Linked DNA regions of Mus musculus: region 2 is linked to region 1. A link is a loop called in an ENCODE intact Hi-C map of the cell type or tissue named here. Cell type or tissue: left cerebral cortex. All regions are shown on one strand. Links, peaks and the distances in the headings refer to the core of each region. The heading gives the core; the rest is flanking DNA. Region 1 overlaps Syne1 (spectrin repeat containing, nuclear envelope 1). Region 2 overlaps Syne1 (spectrin repeat containing, nuclear envelope 1).

Evidence for each region. A loop is a pair of places that touch in the nucleus more often than their neighbours do. Peaks named below come from ENCODE experiments on the same cell type or tissue, not always from the same donor. Only the 100,000 strongest peaks of a DNase experiment are listed, where the experiment ranks them.
Region 2: a loop joins it to region 1, with 4 times the contacts of the local background. A loop is called at or near these places in 3 of 42 quality-filtered maps.

What each region holds. Positions count from the first base shown.
Region 1 is chr10:5,178,895-5,187,231 of GRCm38, forward strand. It overlaps Syne1 (spectrin repeat containing, nuclear envelope 1), which reads right to left. Exons shown (of 146, transcript NM_001347711.1): 93 at 6,859-7,026; 94 at 6,502-6,663. Among named protein-coding and RNA genes, the nearest start is that of Gm51757, 140 kb to the right of the region's middle. In left cerebral cortex, for the core only: no CTCF peak of the experiment used is centred there; DNase peaks (open chromatin) are centred at 1,262, 1,577, 4,033, 6,504 and 1 more place; H3K27ac peaks cover 1,183 bases.
Region 2 is chr10:5,231,636-5,239,972 of GRCm38, forward strand. It overlaps Syne1 (spectrin repeat containing, nuclear envelope 1), which reads right to left. Exons shown (of 146, transcript NM_001347711.1): 74 at 2,932-3,057; 75 at 1,677-1,853; 76 at 1-206. Among named protein-coding and RNA genes, the nearest start is that of Gm51757, 91 kb to the right of the region's middle. In left cerebral cortex, for the core only: no CTCF peak of the experiment used is centred there; DNase peaks (open chromatin) are centred at 3,313, 3,623 and 5,502; H3K27ac peaks cover 705 bases.

The DNA.
Region 1 (8,337 bases), core at 219-8,218:
TTGCAGTATAATCTTGCTCTGAGCCACATGCATCTGTTCTTGGAAGCTCACTGCTGTGCAAAGGATGCTCTCTCTTCATCCTTAGAGCTTTGTAAATCTCTGTAAGTCAGTGGTTCTCAACCTGTGGGTGGAGGTCCCTTTAGGAATCACAGATCAGATCTCCTGATTATCAGATATTTACATTATGATTTGTAACAGTAGTAAAATTACTGTTACAGCAATAAAAATAATCTTATGACTGGGGGTCACCGCAGCATGAGAAGTGTATTAAACGGAGGTTATTAAAGAAGTGTATAAAGAAGTATATAAAGAAGTGTATTAAAGGCATGAGGAAGGTTGGGAACCAGTACTCTAAGTGGTAGGACTTCTTTTTCTCTTTTTCTTTTCTTTTCTTTCTTTTTTTTTAAGACTTATTTATTTTGAGTGTATATAAGTACACTGTAGCTGTCTTCAGACACACCAGAAGAGGGTGTCAGGTCTCATTACAATGAGTCACCATGTGGTTGCTGGGAATTGAACTCAGGACCTCTGGAAGAGCAGTCAGTGTTCTTAGCTATCTCTTCAGCCCCCTTATTTTTCAACTTTAGCTATCTTCTCCCTTCCTGGGTGTGGAGGATGGGGATTGTTTGTTCATTTGCTTGTGTCTCTTTGGTTGTTTGTTTTGAAACAGGGACTACATAGATCAGACCTCCAATTTGTTGTGTAAGAGGATGGCCTCAAACTCCTGATTCTCCTGCTTCTGCCTGACAAATTCTGGGGTTGTATATCCTTGCCACTACACCCAACGAGAACTTCTGTTCTGTTGAGATATAGTTTTCTTATATTTGCAACATCTTTTATCGAACCATATAATCTATGGGTGCCTTTGAATGTGCAATCCCTGCCTCATTATTTATAGGTGTCAGCAACATGCCCAGAGTTGGGGGTGAAGGATTTTTGAGATCTCATTGACTTTATAGACTGACTCTCTTAATTGTTCATTCAAAGTAGTTTCATGCATTATTAATTATGATCACTTGCTGAAGACCCGATTGTCAAAAAATAAAAACTCTGTATTATTTGTTCAGATTTTAGCCTCCTCTATAATTAGAGAACAGGCCTCATTATGTCTCCTCCTCTTCTGCAGTTGTAAGCCACACTCATCCTCCCCCTCACTCTCCTCCACCTTCTCACAGCTGTGCATACAGTGCCTTCCTCCCACCTGTTATTATTCCAATTCTCGCCCTACATGTGGGCTAGATGTCTCTTAATCTACTCCCTACTCCCTTTTTTCTTATATAGCTCAGAATAATATTTCTGTTTTCTCCACACCATGCTGGTGATTCACCCCCAGTTACTTTCAAATCATATATTTATAAAAAGCCAGTCTTTTGGCTGTTGGCCTAGGGGGTGTTCGAGACATCTAAGTGAATTAATTCTAACTCATAATACAGTTGGTGCCTAATTCATATAAGAAATGACCAGAAAGAAAAAACACAACTCCTCATTAAATCTCAGTTGATTCGGCTGATCGGGGGTGTGGTGACGTCCCTGGCTTCTGCTTCTATCTCCTTCTCTGAATATTCTTCAGTAAGAAAAAGTGTGGTTTGGCTCCTTGGAACTGTCAGTTCTGCACTGCTCAGGCTGTCCTCCCTTCCCAACTTCTGGCCCAGCATCCAAGCTCGGTGACAACCAGGAAGATTTTATTTGGAGTGATGAAAACATTTTACAAACAGATAGAGGTGGTGCTTATATGATATATAACCATTTTAAATGTCAATGAATTGTATGCTTTAACTAATTTTGCTACGTGGTTTTCATTTTGTAATATGTAAAGAAATCCGTCTGGAAGCTCAACACACCTTCAGTCTCATAATTCAGAGAAGAGTTCATGGCCAGCAGCTGGCCCCCAGTAGCTGATCCAACTACTGTGAGAGGAGGCGGAGAGGGAGAGAGAGAGGGAGAGGGAGAGGGAGGGGGAGGGGGAGGGGGAGGGGGAGGGGGAGGGAGAGAGGGAGAGGGGGAGGGAGAGAGGGAGAGGGGGAGGGAGAGGGGGAGGGAGAGGGGGAGGGGGAGGGGGAGGGAGAGGGGGAGGGGGAGGGAGAGGGAGAGGGGGAGGGGGAGGGGGAGGGGGAGGGAGAGGGAGAGGGAGAGGGAGAGGGAGAGGGAGAGGGAGAGGGAGAGGGAGAGGGAGAGGGAGAGGGAGAGGGAGAGGGAGAGGGAGAGGGAGAGGGAGAGGGAGAGGGAGAGGGAGAGGAGGCAGAGAGGGAGAGGGAGGTTTCTTTGGGTCGGCACTGACTCGTGGTGATAAAGAGGACATGTGAGCGACAGGAACAGAGTTAGACAAGTGGCTAGAGATTACTAGAAGTCGGGAAAGGGATCTGACAAAGGGGGAGGGGGCAAGGAGAGAGGATTTGATCAGTTCATATTTTATATATGTGACTTCACTGTACCTCTGATCTGCCAAATCCACTGAGATTTAACTAATGACGAGTTGTGTTGTCTTTTCTGGCTATTTCTTATATGATTCTCTCTCTCTCTCTCTCTCTCTCTCTCTCTCTCTCTCTCTCTCTGTATGTGTGTGTGTGTATCTCTCTCTGTCTCTGTCTCTCTCTCACACACACATACACACATGTATACTTATATATACATATATAATAAATTTTAGAAAATCATACTGACTCCCATTAAGATACCCATCCACTAATATTTTAATGCAAGACAAATACTTGGAGCTTCACCCAAGCCCAATCCTTTAATAGTAGGGCCACATGGAACTTAAGTTTATTCCATTCCAAAAGAAAAGAGTAACTCTACTCAGTCTCCAGGCTATACCTTTGAGTACAATTGTTTCCATGATTCATTTGTTAGAATAAAATAGCCTCAGAACTTGTCCCAAAGCCTGTCACTGAGCTGAGTGTGGTAAAGATGCCAAATGCCCGACACCCCACCCCTTACCTGGGCAGTCTGGGAAAGCTGGCAGGCTGACAAACTGAGCTACTACCCAGGCCCAGATCCAGGACTTTGAGCTGGCCCTCCATAACACCTACCCCACCTATGAGCTGCTCAGGTATGTGAAAGGGCTGATCCTGCAGATCCAAAGCTGCAGGGTCTCCATGACTCAGGGCCACAGCAGGATATCCGAGAGGAGTCTCCGAAGACCCAGCATTGACAGTGGAGCAGAAGCCAGAGGCCTCAAACCAGACCAATGACTCATTGTAATGAACATCTGCAAGCTGTTTGGGCAAAAGGGCAGATTGTGTGACACACTATGACACACCGCAGCTTCCATGGTGAGGTGCTTTGTTGTTGTTTGTTTTTCATTTTTGTTTTTATTTCCTTTGGGGGGTTATAGAGTGGAGGGCAGATATGGGAAGAGTGGGATTAGGTGCATGATGTGAAATTTACAAGTATCAATAAAATTTTATGAAAAAAAAAACATAGAAAATGGCTCAAATTCCAACCACAGGGTATAACATTCAAACACACATCACCATCATTCGAACTGCACTGGGTCCTGTGCCCATTATACATCATAGAGAGCCTAACTGGAGAGAGAGGGGCCTGAAAGCACCAACCAGACTGAGGAAGCACATTGAGGCAAGAGTCCGGAGCAGTGGTACCCAACCTTCCTAATGCTGCAAACCTTTAGTGCAGTTCCTCATGCTGTGCTGACCTCAAGCCATAAAATTACTTTTGTGGCTACTTCATAACTGTCATTTTGCTATTACTACTAATTACAATATAAATATGTGATATGCAGGATATCTGACCTGTAACCCTTGTAGGGGTTGAGACCCATAGGCTGAGAACCTTGTAAGAATTAGATCAATAAGAAATAATCCTTATGGCAGCGTTCAGGAAAATAAGAAGCAAAACATTTCTATCAATTCCTTTAAAGTATAAACAAGCATCCTGGACTTCTCCACCACTGTTCAGTTGGAATTTAGAAATAGAAGATCTATAATGAAGGACTGTTCCTGACTCCAGGGACAGATTTAGATAGTGTGTCGGCACTAGCTCTTCGTGTAGGCAGCTTTGCCCCAGAATTTGTAGAACTTAGGAACAGACATTGGAAGCGAACAAAGATGGCCCAGGAAGAAGAAGCTAGAGTGCAGGGTATATACACAACTGCACCAAATTGCATGTGCTCTGTGTCTCCTCACCCTCCATTAGGCCATTAATAAGCTACCTAAGCTGTGATGTCTAGCTTACGTTCGTCATTAAATGAGCTATGTTGTCTCACTGTGGTCATGGGAGGCACTGTCTTCAGGAACAGCAAAAGGACAGAAAGTCATGGCTTCAGCTGCAAGAGAAGTTATTTGATGTCTTTCTGATTCATAATAAGCAGCAATAATGTACAATTTTAGCTGGGTGTTGGGGGAGCTGTGGTCAGTTACCTAGGTTTATAGGGATGATAAGCCTCCAAAAGAGGTAGAGATAACCTAAAGATAGACAGAATGAAACAATTTAAACCTTCTCCCAGATCACTGGTTCTCAATAATATGTGTGGCTCTTGAATTACCCTGATAAATACTGCTCCTAGATAACTCATTCCATATTCTCTTTGGATGCTTGAAGGAAAACAGGTCCATCAGGCAAGAACATAACACTATGGCCCCTCTAGTAAGGGACAGGGATGTCTGGAGGTGACAGTACTCTAGCAAGACAATGGATGGCAGTCAGAGAGAACAGTGTGGCAATAGTCACGTGAGTGCTGGATCGTCCTCATGACTGTTATGATCTAATAGAAGATCATATGCCATGTTTGTAGCCATGTTTCCCAAGCCAGGCAGACTGCGGGGCACTCTAGTGTATCTAAAACATAGTTTGTCAAAAGGTCTAAAATAGGTCTATCCTGTGTATTTAACACCTACCCTAAGAAGTTACAAGAGTTTCAAAAGCCTGAAACCACTATTTCTCAATATGCCATCTTTAGATGGAATGTGTACATTTTTATCTTAAAGTGAAAGGCGGTGTATTGCAAAAGAAAGCGCTCGTACTGGACAGCACACCATGAAGTCCACGTTTATAGTAGAGTCCAAATGGAGTGTAGAGCGGTAGTGTGTGTGTGTGTGTGTGTGTGTGTGTGTGTGTGTGTGCGCGCGTGAATCACAGCTCTATAGCCTCGTTTCTAAAGCTGATAAGCTGTGCTGTCTCTAACAGACATGTCTGTCACTTTGCGCTTTTATCTCTCTCTTAAGATTCATATTTTATTGTTTATATATGTGTACATGTGTTTCTGTGTAAGTGCCACGTGTGTGGGGTTGTCTGAAGAGGCCAGAAGAGGGCATCTGATCCTCTGGAGCAAGAGATTTGAATAGCCATGAATCTCTCAGAGGGGTGCTGGGAAGCAGGAAGTGCTCTTACCCACTGAGCCGCCTCTCCAGCTCCTGCTCTGTTCTGTGATGGTCCCCTAAGTGGGTCTAGTTGCACTGGACTGCTCTTTCATTTCCTGTGTGCTAGAATTATTGATGTGTACTGAACACCTGGCTTTTTTTGTTCAGTTACATGTAATTACTTTTATGTCTAGGACTGTTTGGTCCATGTGTGTGTGTGTGTGTATGTATATATGTATGTATACACACATACATATGCACCACTTGTGTGTCTGATAGCCTAGAGGTCAGAAGATCATATCAGATCCCTGATACTAGAGTTATACGTGGTTGTGAACCACCAGGAGGGTGCTAGGAACTGAACCTGGATTCTAGGCAAAAAGCACCATGCATCAATCTATGGGGCCTATAGGTCAATTAACAACTAAAAACATCTTTCTTGCCCTCTGCTTTTGGGGGGGGGGGACTGTCATATGCTGCTGGGTCCTAATTAGCATTGTGCAGTACTTTCCTATGTCGTGTGGACTCAGCACCCAGACTAAAGCAGGTCTCCACATCCTTAGACCTCAGTTTTGCCACATAAGTGACATTAAAGCACTGAGTAGGTCTCACTGGCAGTGCCCACTCGCCATGTGTGATTTTAGCATACATTTTAAGCTGTTGCCTTTTGGGTAGCATCTTTCTAAATTAGATTTATGGAATCAGCTCTTTCTTCACATAGATCTTGACTCTTTCTCTAACTTGCATAAGCTTTGAAAAATGACTGGAGTCAGAGCAACACAAGATGAAAACTTAGAACTCTTTCCCACTGAAATCTGGGGAGCATTCCCTGATGAGGCCAATTTGGGATATAAATTTCATATTTGTTCTTACAACAAAGGCTCATAACTAAACAAAATCAATCTGGCAACTAGAAGAAAAGACAGCTAGTATCAGAAAAATCCCCAAGCAACACCAACGCATGTAGTTTTCTAAAATTAGAATCCAGGTCTGATTTCCTCTGTTTCCTTCTTAGACCCCACCCACCCTGAAGGAGTGGTGGCAACTCCCACCTTTTGGAATCTTGCTCACTCCAACAAGAACTGCTGCCCTGTTCTCCCCACGAGGAGCCTGACAGGCCAGCTACAGTGTACTCTGAATCCATCTCGCAGGAAGCTGAAGTCATTGAGATTGCTATTTTTACCTGGTGCTCAGCCATCTGGCTCTCTGGACTCCGGCTGGGCTCGAGGCTCTCACCTAGCTTCATCTCCATGGCCTCCATTTTAGTCGAGATGGATTGGAGAGAGTCTTGGTACTTCTGCTGGCGTTCCAAAACTTCGTAGAGAGTCCGCTGTTTCTCACTGATCTGAACAAGAAAAGAGACCTTACCAACAGCTTCCTGCTTCTTATCTTGCAGGTTGTGACATTTCTTTCCTCACAGCTTTACTCAAGGGCATCTGACTGTCTCCTAGATGTGTAACTCTGCGTGCATTTCATAAGATGATACTGAAAGCGATGGATGTCTGAGGAGCTTGAACAGTTCAACGCTTTAAAGACTTACCACGTTTTTTAAGGTTTCCCAGGAACGTTGTAAGTCACCCAGCTTGGCAGTCGCTGAAGGCTCCAGTCCTGGCTCATACAACTCTTGGGATACAGCAGCACTGGGGGGAATTCTTGCAGCATCTGTCTGCAACCCCTCGGCTGACAGAGCTTGGTAGTACGCAATGTCCTGGGTGGAGAGTAGAGTGTCAGAGTGAAGGAAAGGCAAGTTCAGTGCGCTTAGGAAACTATTCTTAATGCAGTGGAAAGGCTTAAGATTTACATTCATTGTTGGTGCCGTGAAAATAACATTTAAAAATAATGCTTGAAAATAACATTTAAAAATAAAGAATTTAAAAGATAACAAGTGCATTATAATTGCTTTAGCAATCTCATAAATATGAAAAAATGTATATCAACATTTCACATTGCCAAAGTACCTTCTTGTTTTATATTTGGTAAAATGGTAATGCAAACTATTCATGCAGTAGCCCCTATTTAACAGGTTTATTTCTATTTAATCAGTTACACTTCTATTTAACCAGCACACCCATATTTAACTAGTGTGTCTCTAGTTAACATCTAACTATCTAGTACACTTCTATTTAACAAACACACCTCTAATTTACCAGCACATCTCCACTTAGCCAAAATATCTATATTTAACTAGTACATCTTTACTCTATCTGGATATCTGTAATTAGCCAGCATACCTCTATTTAACTAGCACTGCTCAAATAACCAATGCATCTCTAATTAACCAGTATACTCTATTTAACCAGTACATTTTAATTAATTGGGCACCTCTATTTAGCTAGTACACCTCGAATTAACTACTATGCCTATATTAAACCAATATAGAAAAGGGGTGGGCTCTACCTGATCTAGTTCCCAAAATGGAGTTCACAACATTGGTTAACATTCTGAATAAGTATTGAAAGGGTTTTTTTGTTGTTTATATGTGTGTTTGTGTGTTTGTTTTAAAGATAAATGTACGAGAAGGCAGGAGGATTGGGAGGAGTCCAAGGATACGCTCAGGTACATACCAAGTTTGAAGCTAGCCTGGGCTAGAGGAGACTGTCTCAAAAATGAATCAATCTAGAACTATTAATTTTGTAAATGAGGCCATATTTTACTATTTGTGAGTGAATTATTCACACAAAAATATAATTACTTCAAATATTAAATGGTACAAAAATCTAAGAAACTAATAATTTTAAAAGATCAGTCTAGGCCTAGCAGTGGTGGCACACCCTTTAGTTCCAGCACTTGGGAGGCAGAGGCAAGTGGATCTCTGAGTCCCTGGCCAGCCTGGTCTACAGAGCAAGTTCCAGGACATCCAGGGCTACACAGAGAAACCCTGTCTTGAAAAGTAAAACCAAAACCAAAACCAAAAAACAACATCCATCTATTTATTTATTGGAAATATGTGAGAAATCAGCAAAGTTACAGTGGAAAACTCATGGTTTTGACTGTCTTTTAATTTCTTGTATGTCTGATA
Region 2 (8,337 bases), core at 165-8,164, 53 kb after region 1:
TGGTCATGGTAACTGCTGGTTCTCTGAAGGTCCTGTTCTCTCTGTGCACATAGCTTGTCAGACTGGAGGCAAAGGTCTTGCCATTGGTCATTCAGGTGGGTTATTTCCTTGTGCTCAGGGGACTCCTGGTTCTTTGTTAGCTTGTCCACCTTTTCTACAATGGTGCTCACAGAGACCTGCTTACACTGTAGCTGCTTAATAAAATCCTGAAGGTGAAAATGTAAAACAAGAAATAATGTGTAAGTCCTGCCAAGTGAACAGAAAGAAACACAAATAGCTTTGAAATAAATATCCCTGAAAATTGGAAAAAAAAAAAAAAAACAACCATGATTCTTTCTTCTAAACACAAATTCCCACCTGTGAAAGAATCAGAGTAACTTTGATATTTTCTTGCTTTGAATTATTTTGAGAAGTAAGTTTTCTTGAAGTAAGGTCTTATTTTTCTCAAAATACTATGGAAGAAACTTTTAAATAATGAAAACAATAGTTTATGCCTTTATGGGAAAAAATAAATTTAGTTCAGTTTCCCTCTATTCTTTTTTATTATGTAGTTACAAATAATATTCCAGGAGAAAATAGAAATAACTTATCAAAGAAAGCAGTCTTAAAGCTTGTTTAAAATATGACCCTCATTCCAATCAAGTTAATTGATTGGAATATACTTATAATACTTATAATTCTCACAAATATATATTATACAGATTATTAATATATTTCTGCTTTATTTAACTTAATCGATGCATTTAACAAGTAGGCTTACATTTCTATAGCTATAGTGTAGTGGAAGCAATTTAAGCTTATTTCTGTCTAGTTTACAAATAAATGAGACTCAGACTATAATTTTTATTTGGCTTTGACAATTACTGGGAAGTAACCCCTAATGTACTTTTCTAGTTGTGGGCCTGGCTACCTCCCCAGTTATGTACCCTAGATATTTCCTGTTTCTTCTGGCCATGGGCTCATGGTTCCTCTCTTCTTGTGGTGCGTTCTCCTCTCTCTTCCTTGTTTTCTCTCCCCTCTCCTCCTTCACCTCCGGTGAGGTGACTTAAAATCCAGGTACCTTTCATCTCTTCATTTATTGGCTGTAGCCATTTTTATTTAACCAATAGTTTTAAACTAAGGTTTGCACGGCAAAAGCTGGTAACCCAGAGAATTCACTTATAGGCCTAGACCTTTAGGTACAGAATTAACATTACAATACATAGCCACAGACCAAACCTCAAGACTATATGCAATGAAAATATGAACACTAAGGTCTGTGTTTATTAAACAGACTTCCTGGTTTTGTGGGCTAAAGGTCAGCTGTCTTGCTTGTATATAATGAATGTTTCATATGAAAATGGCCATGCAGAACTCTGAAAATATACTTGAAATTTTATTTATTTACTTACTGAGATGGGGTCTTGCTACAGTGCCTGGGCTAGTCTTGACCTCCCGGGCTCAAGCCATTTTCCCTCCCTAGCCCCCAAGTAGAGAAGACTACAGGTACACATTACTGTGCTCAGCACATGTTTCTCTGCAACTCATACTCTCTTATTGCTTAAGTGGCTGCCCCAGTACTAAGGATTCACAACGCCCCTGGGCGTACAGAAGCGAATATATTGAGTGCATTGCATCTCTTGCTCTGTCTTGGCTTCCTCCCTGACCCCTGACCCCATGCGGGCATCAGTTCCTACCTTCACTTGCATGACCATGTTCTGAGCAATATTTATCTCCAGCTCAGTGTGCCTCCTCTTCATGTTCTGGAGTTGTTGGTCAGCATCCTGTAGGTAAATCCAGAGCTCGGCCTTCAGGCTCTTGATCTCCTCCCAGCCCTGAGTTAAGTTCTGTGCTTGGACCAGCCTTTGTTCAATCTGGAGGAAACACAGTTAAATGTTAGTTCATTTTCCGTACCTCATCTCTGTTCAGTGAATCTAACCTCTGGGTTGTCAGTGGGTTGCTGGGAAGAGCCTGGTCCTGTGCTCCCGCTCAGCCAGATCCGAAAGGCACCTCTTTCTTTGTATCAAAGAAAAACAGATTTCCTTTAGGCTTAAGAGTTTCCAACGAATTAAAACATCTAAGAGTTCTCCTGTGTGATTTTTAATCAGTGCTGCAAAGATCCAAGAAATTTTACCAATGTATGAGATCAAAGAGTTCCCCAAGAGCTTTTCCATTTAGGCCAAGCAGTAAATACATCTATTTGACTGGAAAATTGGGATTTGAGTAATTAAGAAAGGCTCACATCTCTTATATATTTGTTTCTTCATCTTTAAAAACATGGTTTAATGTTGTTATCTGCTTTTTTATTTATTTATTTTTTGGAAAGTGAATTATACAGGCCTAGAAATTCTGGCAATCCTCCTGTTTCAACCTCCTTTACCCGGACCCCAGGAGTGGGATTTCAGATTTACCACACTGCTGTACATAGCCCTATCAATGTTTTAGATTGTCTTTAGATCTGCCCTTCTGGTTTTTGGAAGTGTATAATTTGTCTTATTACAACTGTCACCCTTTGGAAGGATTTAAGCAGTAGCCCGTTGGTGGGCCTTATATAAAAAAGCTAGGGCAGTGGACTCTTCAGCGTATTCCTTAAAGAACAGGATGGGAAAGGAGAAAAGAACAACAGAAAGAGGCGCGAGGGACTAGGAAAACCACGAGAGACTGGTAATTAAGGTGGAGGAAGGTGCCAGCGGTGGTGGTTGTACAGACTAAACAATTCAGTGGTGACTCCACTGACTTAGTATCTACCTTCCTTTCTGGGATGGCAAAAATAAAATAAAATAAAATAAATCACATATTGACTTGTTACTGTGGCTTGAAGAGGGTTATAGCAAGAATATCTCCAGAAATATTTTCTTTAAATCTCACAGCTTTGAAGATGGAGAGAAGATAACAAGGCAGACAAAGCAGACAATTAGTTGCAATCATGAACATATATATATATATATTTACCAGCTGCTCTGTTTGCTGAATATCTTTTGCTGTGTTTTTCACTGAGGAGTTTGACAAGTCACACATGGAGCAAAGGAGATCCAAGTAGGTCCTGGCCTGCTCTTGCAAAGCTCTGAAGTGTTTGACCTGAAAAAGAAAAAGAAAAAAAAAAAAGGATTGTCAGGTTGAACAAGAGGGGTGCACTGTTTTGGTGGCGAACTGTGCAGTTGGTAGCCTTTTATTGATATATCAAAAATCATCTTGTTATGTCAGTGTTTTCCACACTGTCCTGAAATATATTTGTGACTCATGGGAGAGAATTCCAAACACACTGTAGGATCTGTTTGTCCGCCATCTGCTTCCCATTATAATTAAAGCTGTCTGCGTGGTCTGGGAAGGGGGCAACGTAAGGCTTGTCTCCAGACTCTCTGGATTTTTCTACCAGCATTCTCATTTAGGAGAAGAAATCGCAGCGCACTTGTCTCTGCTTAGTTATGCTTGTGTATAGCCTGAGACAAGATCACTGTCAGGGTCAGCTGGGGAGCTTCTTCAGAGTGATATGACCAGGGTTCCTTTTGATGCAAAAAGTTCATCACCTGCTCTTCCCTTTTTCAGAGTCCACCAAGAAGGGCTTATGTGAAATTTTTTTTCATTTCTCCATGGAAACACAGACACACAGCTGCTTAGCATTGAGGAAACATATGTTTTAGATACAGTGTATAAAGCACTCCAAATAACACAATCTTGGCTCTCATGGACTGGCACTCTTCTGAGGAAAAACAAGGTAATAGATCAGCAGATGCATGCCTGGCACAAGAAGTAGGAAAGAAAGGTGCTGAGAGTCTAGACGGTGTGGAGAAAGCATTGCTACTGCACAAGCAGCATATCTCCAAGACTGCTCAGAGTGTTAGATCGGAACATATTCAGGAAGTGAGCCATCAAACACGACAAAGGATGGACAGTGGGTGCAAAAGCCAAAGCAGAGGGAACCCTGAGTCGACAGAGACCAAGTCCTGGAGGCTGTCAATCAGTGGTCAAAAGGGTGAACAGAGACCAAGTCATGGAAGCTATCAAAGCTATTAATTGCATCTGTAATAAAAGGCTGGAAGGCAAGGAATGGCTCAGGAAAGCTTACAGTGTAAAGAAAATCCATCATGTGTCCACAGTGTAGTTTTATTCTGCTCTAAGGAGAGATAGAATCGTGTACTGTGATGGGACATAAGTAGAACTGGAAGCAACTATGTTAAATGAAATAAGACAAGCATCCTGGTGTTCTGCTTTCTGCCTCTAGTTAGCATGTCCAGTCTCAGAACCACTGAGATCTGAGGTAAATAGCTCTGTGAGGATAGGTCTGTCTGAAACATTATGGAATGTCCAGTAGTATCCCTGGACTTCAGCATCCCAATGACTGTTAATTGTGGCAACTTACAATGCGTTTAATCACCACTAAATGACCCTGGTGGGGGCAGGGGACTTAAGAAGATGTCCCCCAAGTCCACACCTCAACTTTTCCTTTGTTAGACAAATTATGAAAACAGTCTATTCATGGGCTGTGGCATAAATTTTGGAATTTATTCTAAAAGATGATGGATGGCATTGGATGCCTTGACCAGGCCTTGGCCTGAATGCTATTCTTGAAGGCACATGGAGTAATAGGGAACACAGAGAACTTGCCAGCTTCTCCGGTGGCTATAAGAAGTACAGATCTATTTCCAACCATACAGTGTCTTTGGTATTCATTCAATGTGCAAAGTGTTTCCCATCCAGTGAGTCTTACTAACCATTAACCAGAGTGAAAAGAACCATCTAGTGCCTCATGACCCACAGTAGCCAGTGTGAAACGGATCATTTCACATCCCATGACCCAGGGGAGGGCAGCTGGCCCAGACAGCTCAATTTCTCAAAATGACAAGAAAATAAGCTGTCAAGAATTGAATTATAATCTCAGCACCCAAGAGACAGAGGCAGGTAAGTATCTGTGAGTTTGAGGCCAGCCTGGTCTACAGACTGAATTCCCGGACAGCCAGGGCTACATGGAGTAACCTGGTCTTAAAAAAAAATTAAACTAAATTTAAAAAATAAAAATAAGATTAAAAGTACATGTAATTTAAAGGATAATTATTCATTTTGTGACTAATAGAGTTACCTTAATCCTAACCAATAGAAAAACTTTCAAATGATTATTGCTAGAATTAACTTCAAAGGTAAATCTGCCATACTTTTTCTCAGCTCAATTCCTAATTCCATGCCTCATAAAAATGTGATTCTGATTGGAATACAGCTTGGAGCCACAGTGTAGATGCTGGTCAAAGCTTAGCACTGAGTCTTCCCGTGAGAACTCCTCAGTAACAACAGGGAGCTTTAGCCATATGTCAGTACTAGTCAACTGTGGGGGCCTGTACACTCTGGCAGGAAGACAGTGTCTAACAAGGAGAACATTAACTAGTTGGGACAAAACAAAGAATAAAGAACAGAAAAAGAAAATTTGACCAAACAAAATTTGTTTGCCTCCAGTGTCTCAGATCCAGATGGACTATAGTCTCTAGATCCCTTCTGTGGCTTCTTTCAAGTGGGAGGCAGGCATACAGTGCGGCTGTGGGAGGGTAGTGGTGCTGTGGATGGCCCTGGTACTGTTGTACTTTGATGTTAATCCTGCTTTCCCAGGAGGGTTTTTCTGGACCGAGGAATAAGTCACTTACTCAGGCGACTCCTTGTGAACCATCCCCTAATGAATAAAGGCATCAATCACTGGGAGAGTAGGCGGGACTTTTGGAGGAAGAGAGGAAGCAGGAGAGAGGGGCTTTTTGATGGGGATAGCGAGAGGGCAAGATGTAGCTACTAGCGTCTCCTGGCTTATATGGTGAATCCACCAGGATGAGTACCACTGGAGGATTTAGAATTAATGTGTCTTACAAAATTAGGATTCTAGTCGTGGCAACCAGAGTTTGAGTTACCATTGTTTCTGAACTAAGTTTGTGTGGTGTTTTCCTTCACGCAGCAGATTGACTGGATTCAAGAGAGAAAGGTACAGCAGCAAGGGGTGGGTTTGCCAGATGTGCACCACAAAGGCCATGGGGCTTTGAAACATGGGGCTGGTATGGTAGTGACCCTCCAGTGAGAATTTAGCAAGCTGGGTGGAGAGATTTTGGGGCTCTGAGTCAGAGAGTCTCCATAAGATAAGAACTGGCCACCGAGACCGCCGGGGCTAAGGATAGCTGGGTAAAGTGCAGGAACTTGCCGTTCATTTTAATATTTCCCACACCACAGCATGGCTCAGAGCTATGTATTCAGGAACTTGAGGAAGATCAGTGCCTTATCCTGGTTAGTGTAGTAAATCCTGCCCTGTGGTTCTGGCACAGTGCCATTGTGAGAAACTTTTTGTTTGGCATACCCCTTTTTTTGGGGTGGCAACAAAGGAGAAAAATTAAATTTTGTTTTGGAATGTGGTAAGTAGAACTCATCACTAATAAAGGCCCACATAGAGAAGGGGTGACTTGAGGAAGCCCATGATGGAAAGAAAATGTGACCAACAGCCATGATGAAGATGTATGTTCTGCCAGAAAGCAGGATGATGGAACTGAAGAGCACCATGTTAAGCAAAACAAGCCAGGCTAAGAGAAACAAACATCATGATTTTCTTCATGTGTAGACTTAGGAGAATAAAATAATGGACTTGAGAGTACATGGAGGCCTATTAGGGACATGGGTGGAGGTAGGGGGCGGTAAGAGAGGGCAGAAAAGGTGTGATCAGGAGATGTGCCAGAATGCCACAAGAAAACTCACTGTGTCATATAATTTAATACACAATGCAAACTGAAAAATAGAAAAATCAGAATTTAAATAACCACCAATTCTTTCTTTCTTGGCTCAAAAATGTACATTTATTTCTTTCCTTACACCATGCTTTCCAAAGTCTGATGTGTGGACTGATGTGAACGTTTTCATGACTTAATGTAAATCACGTAAGCCCAGGGCACCCTGGGATGGAGTAAATGGGCGTTTCTCTGTGAGGGTTAAATGGACAATTGTGTTATATTGGCCCCCATCATAAGCAAATTAAAATCTTTACTTAATATTGTTAATTTATCTGGCAGTAGTAACAGCCACAAGTAAATTCCTACATGACATTTTCCCACAAGATTCTCACTGCATGTTCAGCTGCCAAGCACAAAGGTTTGAGAAATACTCCTTTATATCCTAATGACGTTTCCATAGCATGGTTACATTATATTACTATGCTACAGGTCTCTTTCATGTGACAACAATTAACACTCCCTTCATCATCCACTCACCAATTACTTTCGAAGCTCACTCTGTGTGTGTGTGTGTGTGTGTGTGTGTGTGTGTGTGTGTGTGTGTGTGTGTGCAAGGAGGGGAACAACAGTTTGGGGAGGTAAGTATTACTTTTCTGTTTCTCATCCCCATCCCTTTGGGAGTTGATGTTTGAATTCCAGCATAATTCGGAAGTATACACACAGCTGGTCCTCTAGCCAGAGATTCTGTACCCACGGCTCAGTCCACTGAAAGCATTGAAGAAAACCAAAATTGTGTCTGTCATTAATATGTCCAGACTTTTTCCCCCATCAGGTGTGCCTACACAACTTCATATATCAGCTATCTTTGAAGGATTATATTGCATTAAATATTCAAAATAATTTACAGAGGGTGTAAAGAATTCGGGTGGACATGAGTAAGTTCATTGCCAATATCACACCATTTCCAACAAAGAACTGCACATCTGCATGTCCTGGTATAAACAGGGTCACTGAACAAGCTCCCTGTGCATTTCCAGGAGCAGTTGTATTTACAAGCATCACTTCATATAAAAGAGAACCCAGGCTCAGAGATGTTAAGTGCTGTAGCCAACAGATAAGGTGTTTGTGGCAGGATTTTCCCTGTCCAGTTATATTAAAATATTAGTGCAGCAGGAGGTCTGTGAAGGTCTGTGATTGGACAGGGAAAAGGGAGGTGGAGCAAAGAGTTGCAGAGACAGAGAGTGACTCAGAGGAGGGAGAGAGAGAAGCCAAGATGGAGGTGGATGGATAGAAAAAAGATCCTGATCCCACATAGTTTTAAATAGCCACAGGTAGTTATGAATAACATATAGGAATAGAACTTGTTTGATCTAAGTGGGCAGCTTGTATCATTATCAACTGGCTCTGATATTATTGTGTGAGCATCTTGTAAATTGAGAATTTATTGATACTTAATCTGACTTGTTAATTATAAGCTTCTAGAGTTTTATTTCTACTAGGTTGCTGGGTGTTGTGGCAGCTGACGGTGGGATAGATGGATGGTCGTTGCGTGGGGCTGGTGTGGCAGGGAAGGGAACTGGGGAGCTCCTGCCCTGCTGGAGAGTTGGCAGACAGAGAGTAGCTGGAAGGAGCGTGGGAACTTGATGGTTCCTTTTTAATATTTCCTGCAACA